4 separate regions of the Homo sapiens genome follow, and all the other regions are linked to region 4. The links are chromatin contacts, found by Hi-C or POLR2A ChIA-PET in ENCODE. All regions are on one chromosome and are shown on one strand. The core of a region is the stretch at or near the end of the contact, and the rest is flanking DNA. Distances in the headings are between cores, read along the strand shown. Region 1 holds the start of PLIN2 (perilipin 2). Region 2 holds the start of RRAGA (Ras related GTP binding A). Region 3 holds the start of HAUS6 (HAUS augmin like complex subunit 6). Region 4 holds the start of ACER2 (alkaline ceramidase 2).

What was found. Hi-C counts contacts between places; a loop is a spot of excess contacts on that map. ChIA-PET counts read pairs that join two places held with the same protein, here RNA polymerase II (POLR2A). Pooled maps may share reads with other maps.
Region 1: a map of naive thymus-derived CD4-positive, alpha-beta T cell shows a loop between it and region 4 (5-fold over the local background). The contact joins the promoter of PLIN2 here to the promoter of ACER2 in region 4. A Hi-C loop is called at or near these places in 1 of 168 maps with a recorded cell type or tissue (naive thymus-derived CD4-positive, alpha-beta T cell), 1 of 37 single-sample maps with no recorded cell type and 11 of 50 pooled maps. POLR2A ChIA-PET finds 5 or more read pairs at or near these places in 2 of 52 experiments (GM10248 and H1).
Region 2: a loop to region 4 is called in a map of CD8-positive, alpha-beta T cell, with 16 times the contacts of the local background. The contact joins the promoter of RRAGA here to the promoter of ACER2 in region 4. A Hi-C loop is called at or near these places in 7 of 168 maps with a recorded cell type or tissue (B cell, CD4-positive, alpha-beta memory T cell, CD8-positive, alpha-beta T cell and 3 more), 7 of 37 single-sample maps with no recorded cell type and 22 of 50 pooled maps. POLR2A ChIA-PET finds 5 or more read pairs at or near these places in 7 of 52 experiments (CD4-positive, alpha-beta T cell, CD4-positive, alpha-beta memory T cell, H1 and 4 more).
Region 3: a map of naive thymus-derived CD4-positive, alpha-beta T cell shows a loop between it and region 4 (12-fold over the local background). The contact joins the promoter of HAUS6 here to the promoter of ACER2 in region 4. A Hi-C loop is called at or near these places in 2 of 168 maps with a recorded cell type or tissue (both naive thymus-derived CD4-positive, alpha-beta T cell), 2 of 37 single-sample maps with no recorded cell type and 14 of 50 pooled maps. POLR2A ChIA-PET finds 5 or more read pairs at or near these places in 1 of 52 experiments (CD8-positive, alpha-beta memory T cell).

Annotation. Positions count from the first base shown.
Region 1 is chr9:19,126,242-19,128,741 of GRCh38, forward strand. It overlaps PLIN2 (perilipin 2), which reads right to left and starts at 1,251. Exons shown (of 8, transcript NM_001122.4): 1 at 1,178-1,251; 2 at 156-207; 3 at 1-68. The coding sequence starts at 185. RefSeq lists enhancers at 497-1,007, 1,008-1,517 and a silencer at 1,030-1,589.
Region 2 is chr9:19,047,729-19,051,354 of GRCh38, forward strand. RRAGA (Ras related GTP binding A) reads left to right here and starts at 1,699. Exons shown (of 1, transcript NM_006570.5): 1 at 1,699-3,297. The coding sequence starts at 1,932. The coding sequence ends at 2,873. It also overlaps a transcript of SAXO1 not described here. RefSeq lists an enhancer at 1,639-2,160 and a silencer at 1,768-1,957.
Region 3 is chr9:19,101,443-19,104,646 of GRCh38, forward strand. It overlaps HAUS6 (HAUS augmin like complex subunit 6), which reads right to left and starts at 1,462. Exons shown (of 17, transcript NM_017645.5): 1 at 1,082-1,462. The coding sequence starts at 1,209. RefSeq lists an enhancer at 1,141-1,704.
Region 4 is chr9:19,407,022-19,410,394 of GRCh38, forward strand. ACER2 (alkaline ceramidase 2) reads left to right here and starts at 1,988. Exons shown (of 6, transcript NM_001010887.3): 1 at 1,988-2,171. The coding sequence starts at 2,064. RefSeq lists enhancers at 958-1,815, 1,816-2,671, 2,084-2,233 and a silencer at 1,694-1,983.

The sequences.
Region 1 (2,500 bases), core at 1-2,500, 280 kb before region 4:
TAGGCTGAGGACATGAGGTCATACGTGGAGCTCACCAAGGGCAGGTTGACCACCCGAGTCACCACACTCTGCAATCAAAGTAGGGAGGGTATGCTTATTAATCTCTCAAAACACAAAAGGAGAGAAAGTAGACAAAGGCTACTCAAAATTCATACCGGTTGTGGATCAACTGCAACGGATGCCATTTTTCTTCCTGGAGAAAGAAATCTGCAGAAAAGAGACTTATTTCAGAACACCGGGATAAGACTCTCCCAAATTCATTCCCCAACCCAAGCAAATGCTGATTACAAGTAGAGAAAAATGCAGGGTGAGCTCCCTGTAGTCTTCTGCACTTCTTTCCTCTCTCCAGCTCTCCAGGTCCCCCTCCTGAAAGACCCACACCCACACAACCCCACTCCCTCTTTTGAGGCAAAGTTTCAGAGCTTATGTGTAAACTTGCAATACTCAGGAGGGAGAAGTAAAGTTGTTGACATACTTCTCTTGTTTCTCCGAGTATCTGTTAACAAAAATGCTAGCCAAGCCGGACGCGGTGGCTCACGCCTGTAATCCCAGCACTTTGGGAGGCCGAGGGGGGTGGACTGCTTGATGTCAGGAGTTCAAGACCAGCCTGACCAACGTGGTGAAACCCCGTCTCTTCTAAAAATACAAAAATTAGCCGGGCGTGGTGGCGGGCGCCTGTTATCCCAGCTGCTCTGGAGGCTGAGGCAGGAGAATCGCTTGAACCCGGGAGGCGGAGGTTGCAGTGAGCCTAGATGGCGTCACTGCACTCCAGCCTGGGCGACAGAGCGAGACTCCGTCAAAAAAAAAATGCGGTTTTCTAACGCGTTTCCCTTTCGATAATGTCCCTTCGACAAATATTGTTTTCCCACAACCACCCAAGCAGGCCAAGGGACATTCGATAGCAATCGCCCTAAATCTGTTGGCAGGAAAGAAGCCTCAACGCACAAAGGCAAGGGTCGAAAGCGCGGGTTCAGCAGACCGCCCCTACCCAGCCAGGACCTGGAAGCCGCGAGGCGAGCGGGGGGTCTCGGACCATCACCCCCGCGTCCCGTCCACCTTTGAGCCCCGCGGGGAGCAGAGCAGCGGTCCCAAGGCCCCGGGGAGCCCCCCACCCCAACTGGGCGCCGCTGGGGGCCCGGGACCGGTTCGCTGGGGCACCCACTGGGCGCGCACTCACCGACGGACTGCAGCGAAAGGCGAAGAGCAGGCGCGTCCCGAAGACGACTCCGGCTGCCACGACCCGGTCAAAGCGTGGGGCCCGCGGGCGCCCGGGCTATAAACCCCGCCTCGCCGCCCCTCCCCAAGCCTCCGCAGCACGTGACCCGCGGCAGCACGCCCTGTCCCAAGCCCGAGTGTCACCCTCGGGCACGTCCCGGCGCCCTCCCCCAACGCCGGCCCTCCTAGAGTGGTGGGGGCCCGGTCGGGTTGAGAGGGTGTGCTGCCTGGGCGAGGGGCCCCGCCACGGGGAGAGGAGCCTGTCGGGAGCCGGGCGGGGGCCCGGCCTGGGGAGGCTGGGAGTTGGAGGTAGCCCTGCCTGGAGTCGGGGCGCTGCCTGGAGTCGGGGCGCTGCCTGTGGTCGGGGTCCTGCCTGTGGTCGGGGTCCTGAGAGGCCCGGGGCAAATGGGGATGGCGCCCAGGCCGGCTTTGGGGTTTTGAAAAATGCAAACAAATTCACACCAACTTGTTGAACGGCGTTAGTCCTCAGAATAGAACTCTAAAAATGGAAGCGGTGGCTCACGCCTGTAATCACAACACTTTGGGATGCTGAGGCGAGAGGATCTGTCGAGCCTAGGAGTTCGAGACCAGCCTGGCGAAGATTTTTATTTTATTTTAAAAAATAGCCCAGCGTGGTGTCGTGCGCCTGTGGCCCCAGCTACCTGCGAGGCTAAGATGGGAGGATCGCTTGAGCCTGGGAGGTCGAGGCTGCAGTGAGCCGAGATCGCGTGGCGCTGCACAATGGCTTCTACGCTGTTATTTTTAGCGAAGTAATAACTTTTAAAAGTTTTGTGGCGGCTGGGCGCGGTGGCTCACGCCTGTAATCCTAGCACTTTGGGAGGCCGAGGCGAGCGAATCACCAGCCTGGCCAACATGGCGAAACCCCGTCTCTCTCAAAATACAAAGAAAGCAGCCCAGCGTGGTGGCGCGCGCCTGTAGTCCCAGCTAGTCCCGGCTGTTTAGCGGGGTTGGGGGCAGGCGGGTGGGTGGCTGAGGTGAAAGAATCTTTTGAGCCCAGGTGGTCGAGGCTGCAATGAGTCGAGATCGCGCCACTGTACCACTGCACCCCAGCCTGAGTGACTGAGACCCTGTCTAAAAAAAAAAAAAGAAAAGAAAAAAGAAAAAGAAAACAAAAAACTTAACTCCAGATCACTCCAGAATGACAGCTGCCTAGGGTTATGTGACATAGGCAACTTTATACGTGCAGGGTTATGCATTGTTTTTCAAAGACAACTTAAAACGTCATCTGAGTCCCAGTTGTGTTTTTTTGTTGTTGTTGTTTTGT
Region 2 (3,626 bases), core at 449-2,948, 360 kb before region 4:
CCAATCAAGTGTGAGGGTAAAAACAAAGAAATTTTCAGACATCCAATCTCTTGAAATTTTTACTCTCCTCATACTTTTTATCTGGAAACTATTGGAACATGTGTTCCACCAAATGAGCCAAAAATGAGAAGATGTGAAATCAGGAAAAAGAATACCCAACTCGAAAGAACGGGGAAGGGAAACCCCAGAATGGTGGTGAAAGGCGATCAGATAAGAAGGCTCCAGAAGAGGTAGCACCAAGGAGATGAAACTGAATACATTGAGAGGAGATTTTCCACATACTATATTGTATTATGGAATTTCACTCTATGATTTCCATAAACTACAGCAAAGGCCATTTTTGAACTTCTTTTACTGCACACGTTAACAGTAGGAATTAAAATATTTTTTGAATAAATGAAAGAATGGAATACCTGAATTTGTACAGTACAGTATACACTTTGATAAGGGCTTTAGGCCAGGCACGGTGGCTCACGCCTGTAATCCCACACTTTAGGAGGCCGAGGCAGGTGGCTGGCTTGAGTTCCAGACCAGCCTGGCCAACATAGTGAAACCCCGTCTCCACTAAAAATACAAAAATTAGCCGGGCGTGGTGGCAGGTGCCCACAATCCCAGCTATTTGGGGGACTGAGGCAGGAGAATCGCTTGAACTCAGGAGGCGTAGGTTGCAGTGAGCTGAGATCGCGCCACTGCACTCCAGCCTGGGCAACAGAGTGAGACTCCGTCTCAAAAGAAAAAAAAAGGACTTTAAGGTAGATACAGAGGCTTCAGTATCCTGATGACTCTCATTCATTCTGTATGAACGATACTGGCGACACTGATTCACTCATCTACTTGAAGACCAAGAGCAGAATCATATTATGCTTTGAGAGGGGCACAGGGTAGCCTATTGTTAGGCAAATAGACCGCAGCAAGATTGTCTAAAACCAAATTCCATTTCATCATTTAGTATCTGTGTAACTTGGTCAAGTGACTTAACCTCTCTAACCTTTGATTCCCTAACTTGAAAATAGGGTTATTAATTCACAGGGTTACTGTGAGGATGGAACTAATGCCTGGGATTCCACATTATCATTTCCTCGAGCTTTGGAATTCTAATTATAAATTCTAAAGTCTGAGATTACGGAAAAGCAGATGTGAGAAAGGAATTAAAAGCACCCACTGGAAGCCAGGATGTCTCCTAGGAGGGACTTGCTATTACCTAGCTGCGCAGCAACAGGCAATCGCTTGCCTACAAGTCTCACTTTCCGCGCCTGCACAGTCTCCATCTGCCCTGCCCTTGTACTCACTGGGCCGGGCAAGCTGGGGAGGCCTAAGCGGACTGGGAAGTTAGGCTTTCCCTCCACTTCACCAGTCGGCTGCCCCTGCGGAAACCGGCCCGACACACCTCGCTCCTAAAGCCAGTTGCGGTGGTGGTGGCGGTTGGGGCTTTTTTTGGCCACGAGAGGGCAGCATTTCCCCCGGCCAACCACACACGTACCCCTAGCAACAGCAAACCCAGCTGCAACAGAACAAAAGACCGAAGTCCTCGAGCTTCCCTTCCATCTTAGGGCTCACGCCGCCCCGGTTAGGTTTCATTAGAGCAGCGGCTTTTCAAGGCTCGTCGGGCACGGAGGGCGGAGCGAGGGAGCTCTCGCGAGATCGCCGCCGGAAGTGGGTGGTGGCGGGGACGCAGCGGCTCCCTCCCGGAAAGCGAGCGTATCTCCCGAGCCGTTGCCACTGACAGCCGCGGGCGCTCCCATCTGAGTAAGAGCCAGCCCGTCCGCGGCCTCTCCAGCCCCGGGTTCGCGCTCTCGACTCTCCTGCCTGCCCAGCTGCGCGGCGGAGCGGAGCGAGGCGCGGCCTGCGAGTCCCCGGCAGCCCCCGACCCCTCCCTCGGCGCTGCGTGTAGGCCGCGCCCTCAGGCCCAGTCCGCGGTGCCCCGGCGGGTGATGCCAAATACAGCCATGAAGAAAAAGGTGCTGCTGATGGGGAAGAGCGGGTCGGGGAAGACCAGCATGAGGTCGATAATCTTCGCCAATTACATTGCTCGCGACACCCGGCGCCTGGGGGCCACCATTGACGTGGAACACTCCCACGTCCGATTCCTAGGGAACCTGGTGCTGAACCTGTGGGACTGTGGCGGTCAGGACACCTTCATGGAAAATTACTTCACCAGCCAGCGAGACAATATCTTCCGTAACGTGGAAGTTTTGATTTACGTGTTTGACGTGGAGAGCCGCGAACTGGAAAAGGACATGCATTATTACCAGTCGTGTCTGGAGGCCATCCTCCAGAACTCTCCTGACGCCAAAATCTTCTGCCTGGTGCACAAAATGGATCTGGTTCAGGAGGATCAGCGTGACCTGATTTTTAAAGAGCGAGAGGAAGACCTGAGGCGTCTGTCTCGCCCGCTGGAGTGTGCTTGTTTTCGAACGTCCATCTGGGATGAGACGCTCTACAAAGCCTGGTCCAGCATCGTCTACCAGCTGATTCCCAACGTTCAGCAGCTGGAGATGAACCTCAGGAATTTTGCCCAAATCATTGAGGCCGATGAAGTTCTGCTGTTCGAAAGAGCTACATTCTTGGTTATTTCCCACTACCAGTGCAAAGAGCAGCGCGACGTCCACCGGTTTGAGAAGATCAGCAACATCATCAAACAGTTCAAGCTGAGCTGCAGTAAATTGGCCGCTTCCTTCCAGAGCATGGAAGTTAGGAATTCCAACTTCGCTGCTTTCATCGACATCTTCACCTCAAATACGTACGTGATGGTGGTCATGTCAGATCCGTCGATCCCTTCTGCGGCCACTCTGATCAACATTCGCAATGCCCGGAAACACTTTGAGAAGCTGGAGAGAGTGGATGGCCCCAAGCACAGTCTCCTTATGCGTTGAATATTGCCAAATGCTCTTTCTGAAAATGCTGAATTGCCTTTTTTGTTTGCATCCTTTATTTTTAATATTCATAATGTCGTGTGCTTAAAAGTGGGCTTTGAAGTGTGTGCTGCTTACTCCTTTCATCTTTCTCCCCGCTTCCCCAGTCTTTAAACATTGGACGCTATTTACTCAGCTACCCAGTAGAGCTTGAAGCTGACCTTTCTGAGAAGTTGGTATGGTGTAACACTAAAGTAGGTGGTTCGTGTGTGTTCTCATTACCTGGTTATGATAGATATGCACATCAAAGCCTTTACCAGTATCTTCCTGTATTCCGTATCAGATTGCAAAGACGGAATGTTACTATTTTATCAGCAAGGTATTAAAATGCATTTATAAATTCTTCTTGGCTTCATTCATGAATAAACGTGTTAGCAATTTAAAACATGTCCTTATTTGAAATAACTTGAAAGTGCTTAATATGCAAATCTAAAAATTCTGACTGCCCACAAGTATTGCTTGACTGGCAAATTTGATTCTGTGAATTTAGCCCCCAGCACTTTAGTGATGTTTGGTAACAGCTGTAGAAGCGCTTATGCTATGGACTGAAGCTAGACCACCTGAGTTAGTATTCTGGTCCCTTCACTTACTAGCTCTGTGAACATGGGCAAATACTTAATTTCATTACACTTGTTTCCTCATTGGTAAAATGTGGGTCAGAATACTACTTTATAGCCAGTCGTGGTGGCTCACACCTGTAATTCCAGCACTTTG
Region 3 (3,204 bases), core at 212-2,711, 310 kb before region 4:
ATCGCACAACTGCACTCCAGACTGGGCGACAGAGTGGGAGACCCTGTCTCAAAACAAAAAACAATGGCTCATATCTATAATCCCAGCACTTTGGAAGACCGAAGCAGGAGGATTGCTTGAGCCCAGGAATTTTGAGACCAGCCTGGGCAACATGGTTAGCTACTGTCTCTAAAATAATAATACTTTAAAAAAATAGAGGCCGGGCACGGTGGCTCACGCCTGTAATCCCAGCACTTTGGGAGGCCGAGGCAGGTGGATCATGAGCTCAGGAGATCGAGACCATCCTGGCCAACATGGTGAAACCCCGTCTCTACTAAAGATACAAAAATTGGTTGGGCGTGGTGGCAAGTGCCTGTAATCCCAGCTACTCGGGAGGCTGAGGCAGGAGAATCGCTTGAACCAGGGAGTTGGAGGGTGCAGTGAGCCGAGATCGTGCCACTGCACTCCAGCCTGGCAACAGAGGGAGACTCCATATGAAAGAAAAGAATTCCTCTTGGCCTACAGTGGGAATGATTAAATAGAGATACTGGCTAAAGTTGATAAAACAGAAGTGGAAAAAGTAGGGAAGGGGCTTTTACTTTCCATACTTTTCTTAAAAGGGTATTTGTTTTTAATACCCTTCTCCGTTGTTTTATGCTAACTCCAACATGCCTTACTAATTAAAAAATTAAAAATTATAAAATTAAACAACCACCTTCAAAGGCTCCCTTGAGTCCAAAAGGTGTTTTGTACATATGGTTCCCATGCTCTTCCACTACCACCCGCCATCCCTCCCACTACTTCACAGACCACCCCTCCACCACATAGGCAGAGTTAAGCTGCTCCTCCAGTCTTGCACTCTCCCCATCTGCAGACTTTTGCACTCCCCTACAGAGCGCTTCCGGCACTCTTGCATTATTTACTGTCTGTCTCTGCCCCTAGGCTGGCAGCAACTGGGAGTAGGAACTTTGGAGCCAATGCCTGGCACAGAGTAACTGCTCAACCAATTCTGATTAATCAACCTCCGGGGTCTACAAAAGGGGGAGTCCCCCGGCGTCCCCCGGTTCAGGCTCCCTCGCCCCGCCGGCCCCGGCCTCCTTACACTCCGAGGTGCGTGTGCGACACGATCTTTCCGCAGGCAATGGTTGCCGGGCCTGGCTCGAAGCCGAGCGCCTGCAGATACATCCAGAGATGCTCCTTCTCGAAAGCGGTGACCGAGGCCGAGCTCATCCTCGCGGTAGGCACGGTGGCTGCAAAGAAAGAAAGCGCAAGCCCAGGGGACTCGGAGGGCCCTCAAGATCCCTCCCTACGGTCAGCCTGAGGTCGCGGTGGTCCTTCCATTGCCAACGCCTGCTCCTTTCACGCCCAGAGCGATTTCGCCTCAAAGGGCCTCACAACCTCCGGGAAATTGAGTTTCTAACGGTATAGTGCGGCCACCACTGCCTCAGCGAAGCCACCACAAACCGAGACTCCCGCCCTTAAGGAAGAGCAGTGTGCGCCGGCGCCGCCAGGCGTCCGAGGGAGGAGGGACTTCCGGCAAAGACTATATCTCCCGCCATGCAATGCGTCCTTCTCTCCTCCCTTCCGGCCATGCCCAGCCAAGAAACTGCAAGACCCACCGGGCATTGCGCGGCCAGCGACTTGCTCTGCGCTTGCTTAACCGCTGTCGTGCCCAGATCCTCGGGCCTTCGGGTTTCTGATTCTTGGTTAGTGGGGTCCATTTGCTTGTGTATCCTAGTTGTTACGTCACAAAAAAGCCATAAATGGAGCACTATGCCTCGGTGTAGAGTTAAAGCATTGGTTCCATCCTCCGCTATGCTCACTGTGACTCTAATCAAGTCACGTAATCTCTGAGCCTCATTTCTGTCGTTAGCGAAATCTATGTCCTCAAATGCCGGATGTTCCTTTTCCTGCTTTAAATGAAATCTGGCTCTATACTCCCCTGCAGTCCTGCAGTCTTTTTTTTTTTTTTTTTTTTTTTTGAGACGGGGTTTCGCTCTTGTTGCTCAAGTTGGGGTGCAGTGACGCGATTTCGGCTCACTGCAACCTCCGCCTCCCGGGTTCAAGCGATTCTCCTGCCTCAGCCTCCCGAGTAGCTGGGATTAACAGGTGTCCGCCACCACGCCCGGCTAATTTTTTTGTATTTTTAATGGAGACGGGGTTTCACCATGTTGGCTGGCTGGTCTCGAACTCCTGACCTCAGGTTATCTGCCGGTCTTGGCCTCCCAAAGTGCTGGGATTACAGGCGTGAGCCACTGCGCCTGGCCGCCTGCAGTCCTCTTAATTTTTTTTTTTTTTTTTTTTTTTTTTTTGAGACGGAGTCTAGCTCTGTCTCCCAGGCTGGAGTGCAGTGGCGCAATCTCGGCTCACTGCAAGCTCCGCCTCCCAGGTTCACGCCATTCTCCTGCCTCAGCCTCCCGAGTAGCTGGGACTACAGGCTCCCACCACCACGCCGGGCTAATTTTTTGTATTTTTAGTAGAGACGGGGTTTCACCCTGTTAGCCAGGATGGTCTCGATCTCCTGACCTCGTGATCCGCCCTCCTCGGCCTCCCGAAGTGCTGGGATTATAGGCGTGAGCCACCGCACCCGGCCCGTCGTCTTAATTGACAGCTGTTGCCTACCACAAACCCCACTGACAACAGGGCCTGGAAGTGGATTGGGTAACCTGCTTTTAAGTCTCATTGCTACCTCTGGCAATGATTGTCTCCTGCCTCACTAAAATCACCTTAATAAAAGAGAGAGAGGCGGGGCACAGTGGCTCACGCCTATAATCCCAGCACTTTGGGAGGCCAAGGTGGGCGGATCACCTGAGGTGGGGAGTTCGAGACCAGCCTGACCAACATGTAGAAACCCCGTCTCTACTAAAAATACAAAATTAGCCGGGCGTGGTAGCGCATGCCTGTAATCCCAGCTCAGCTACTCGGGAGGCTGAGGCAGAAGAATCGCTTGAACCCGGGAGGCAGACGTTGCAGTGAGCCAAGATCCTTCCACTGCATTCCAGCCTGGGCGACAAAGTGAGACTCTGTCTCAAAAAAAAAAAAAAAAAAGAGGAGAGAGAGAGAGAGAAAGAAAGAAAAGCCACTAAGTTGCCCAGGCTGGGCTCGAACTCCTGGGCTCAAGCGACCTGCCCACCTTGACCTCCCAAGGAATGAGCCACCGTGCCCAGCCTAAAAGCACCTTTTGAAGTTTATGCTATCACCCATAGCTTTTCATTATGGAGGTCA
Region 4 (3,373 bases), core at 738-3,237:
TTTTGATGAATATGGATATATTTCCAAGTAAACTGTTGTTGGAAGAAGTAAAATATTGACTACAGGGAAAATTCTATTGCTGAACAGTTGGTGTAGCATTTTGAGACACAGAAATTAACTGATGTATCTTTCTTCTGTGGCTGTGGGAAACATCCACCCCAACCGCCCTTCGTTTTTGAGATGGAATCTCGCTCTGTCACCCAGGCTGGAGTGCAGTGGCGCGATCTCGGCTCACTGCAAGCTCCGCTTCCCGGGTTCACGCAATTCTCCTGCCTCAGCCTCCTGCGTAGCTGGGACTACAGGCGCCCGCCACGACGCCCGGGTAATTTTTTGTATTCTTTTTTTAAGTAGAGACGGGGTTTCACCATGTTAGCCAGGATGGTCTCCATCTCCTGACCTCGTGATCCGCCTGCCTCGGCCTCCCAAAGTGCTGGGATTACAGGCATGAGCCACCGCGCCCGGCCCTCAACCGCCTTTCTTAGGTGGCCAGCTCACTCCGGGTATCCTGTAGGTCTGGGTAAATCAACCCTAGGGGAAGGTAAGAGTGTATCTTCTACTTGGGTTCTGGAGGGCAGTGGAATTGCCCGTAAAGCAGGAGGAAGGGATAGAGGTTGGGACAAAGATGAAAGGAGGAGTGTGGTTTGGCCCCTGGGGGACAAACCTGGATTTTCTAGAGACTAGGAGAGGCGGCGGGGCTTGCAGTTTTTGTCAGTGATGGAGATCTCTGGGGACTTGCACATGGCTGTGTGGGTACTGGTGGGCAGACAAACACTTGGTGCAGAGGACACTGAAGCACCACCCAGGGTCCTGCTGGGCAGTCAGGCCCAGAGAGAGGGCAGACCCTGGGGAGTTGCTGGCCTTTAGGATACCCTGCGGGTCCGAGCAAGACGTCCTAATGACAGTCACCAATGGGCTGCTGCCCAGGGCCTCTTCTGCCGCTGTCCTGACCTAGAATCCTACAACCTTTCAAGGAAGGAGAACGGGAGCCACCACATACACACAGAGGGTGGCTTTCCTCTAGGGATCCTGGGAACCAGATTGGCTTTCATTTACAAACCGCAGAACAGTTACAGAAGCAAAAGAAGGTAGTTATGACTGGATCTGAGGACATCTTGCCTGAATTGAATTTCCAGCTCTGTCACTTGCTAATAGAAGCCCCTCACAGGGTCTCTGCTGGGCACACTAAATGAGTGATACATGGAAACTCTTCAGACAGCACCTGGCATGTGTATGTTATCTATCACCTCTTGAACCTCGATATCTTGGAGATGTCATAACTGCCACACTACATCCTCTGCAGTTTGGGATGGCTGACGTTTGACCCTTTGCCTAAGTCCCCATATCGAAGGCTAGATTAAGCCTTAACGCTGGAGCCAAGGGGAGGGAGGGCAGGAACGTACTCTAAATAGAAGTGCTCCCCCGGGGACTGGGCGGCCCAACCTGCTCCAGCAGCCGGGAAGGTCTTCCTGCCACAGTGACCGCAGCGAGTGGCGTCCGGCCTCGGAGGGACTGAGGGCACTTCTCTGGTGTAAGCACTGGCGTCCAACGCCGGACGCAGCAAAATCGCTGCAAACTCTGGGTCCAGAGAGGTCCAGGTCCTCCCGGGTTTCTTTTTATTTTAAATTTTTTTCCAGGGAGAGTTCTGGCGCTCCTTCAATCGGGGGAGGCTGCGAGTCTGAGCCAGGAGATGGGCGTGGGCAGGCGTGGGTAGCACCATCGAGGCCCTGGCCACCTGCCGGGTGCTGGGTAGTCTGGAAGAGTCTGGAGCCCGGTCTCCGCCTCCAGGCGCCCCACCCTGGACCCCTCCTCCACGCGGGTCCCGCCCCACGGTGGGCGTGGCTTCCAGGGGGAGGGGCCGGGGAGGGTCTGCGAACGAGTAACCTCCCGCAGGCGAGGCGAGGCGGGGCGGAGCGCGGGAGGCCAGTTGGGAGGCGCACATCCGGCGGTTACCCGGTGCTTCATAAAGCCGCTTTCGCCGCTGGCTGTCGCCGCGTTTTGCCTCCGCAGCAGCTCTGGGCTCTTCTCAGCTGCGCGAGCAGCTGCTCCAATGCCCCGGAGTGGCCATGGGCGCCCCGCACTGGTGGGACCAGCTGCAGGCTGGTAGCTCGGAGGTGGACTGGTGCGAGGACAACTACACCATCGTGCCTGCTATCGCCGAGTTCTACAACACGGTGCGGGGCGCGGGAGCGGGGAAGGCAGGCGGGCCAGCGGGAGGGGGCTGTTCCCGCGCCGCAGCGTCTGGAAGCTGGACGTGGGTCTCTGCGCGCATCTGGGGGCATTCTCTCCAGGGGCTGAGTCAGTCCACACCCCCTCCTCGGCGCGCTCCTTTCAGTTCTCCATCTGTCCTCCTCTCCTGTCCCCATTCCCGACAGCTGGGCTCATCTTCCTCCTGCTGTCATTTGTTTTGTGATGGTCCTATTGTCTTGTTTGGCCCCCACGCGTCCAGGAACCAGGGGTCTGTGTCAGCCCATTCTCCTTGTTTGGGTCAGCTGGGGGCGGTGAACCTGCCGGGACAAGTCTCTTCCTCCCCTGGGATCTCTGTGGCGTGACGCACTTGGGTCGCATTGTGCTTTTTTGCCCTGAATACCTGCTCTCGGAGTGCTGGGAAGAGCACGCCCCCCGCAGGTCCCCGCGGCTGGGGTCACTCCCACCAGGCAGACTTGCCCCACCCCCAAGAACATGCCTATAATGGTCGAGTTATTTTTGGTCAGAATCAAGTTAATTACTACTTGTTTTTTTTTCTTGCCTTTAGTGTCCTGTCTTGTGCAAGCCGCTAATTCAACTCCCCCAGGACTGTGCTTTCTCCAGTTCTGAAGTCTGAGGGATGAAAGGAAAGTTTGGGAGTGATAATGTGCGGGTTTTGGATTTGCCTAGGTCCCTAGATAAGGGTGAGCAGAAACTTCCCCATTGCAGAATCCTGTGTGATTTTAGTTCTTGTGGTAGGGAAGGGTTGCAGCTGGGAGAGGAAATGCCTCTTATTTTGTGTATGTCCATGGCTCAGAATCCTGGTACAGAATGTGAGACTTTGCGTGGTCATTTCTGTGGCTTATCTTTTCACCGCCCAAACAAGGGAAACAGGAACTCCTGGTTTGGGTCATTGTGAATTTGAGGTTGTTGTTTAGGACTTTTCCTTTTGGATTTGCTAGAGAGAATGTCTTCAGCAGGAGTCAGGTGCTTACTGCCTGCAGGAATCTCAGATGATCTAGTCCCTGTCCTTTTATTCATCTGATGAGAAAACTGGGCTCTTGAGGAGGGAGCTGTCATGCTCACATTTCTGGCATGGCTGGGGCCACAATCCAGAAGTCTGGGCCCTTCCTTCCCTCAGTGCTGAAATCCATGGCTGGCTTCCACACAAACACTCCTGCTCCTTTTT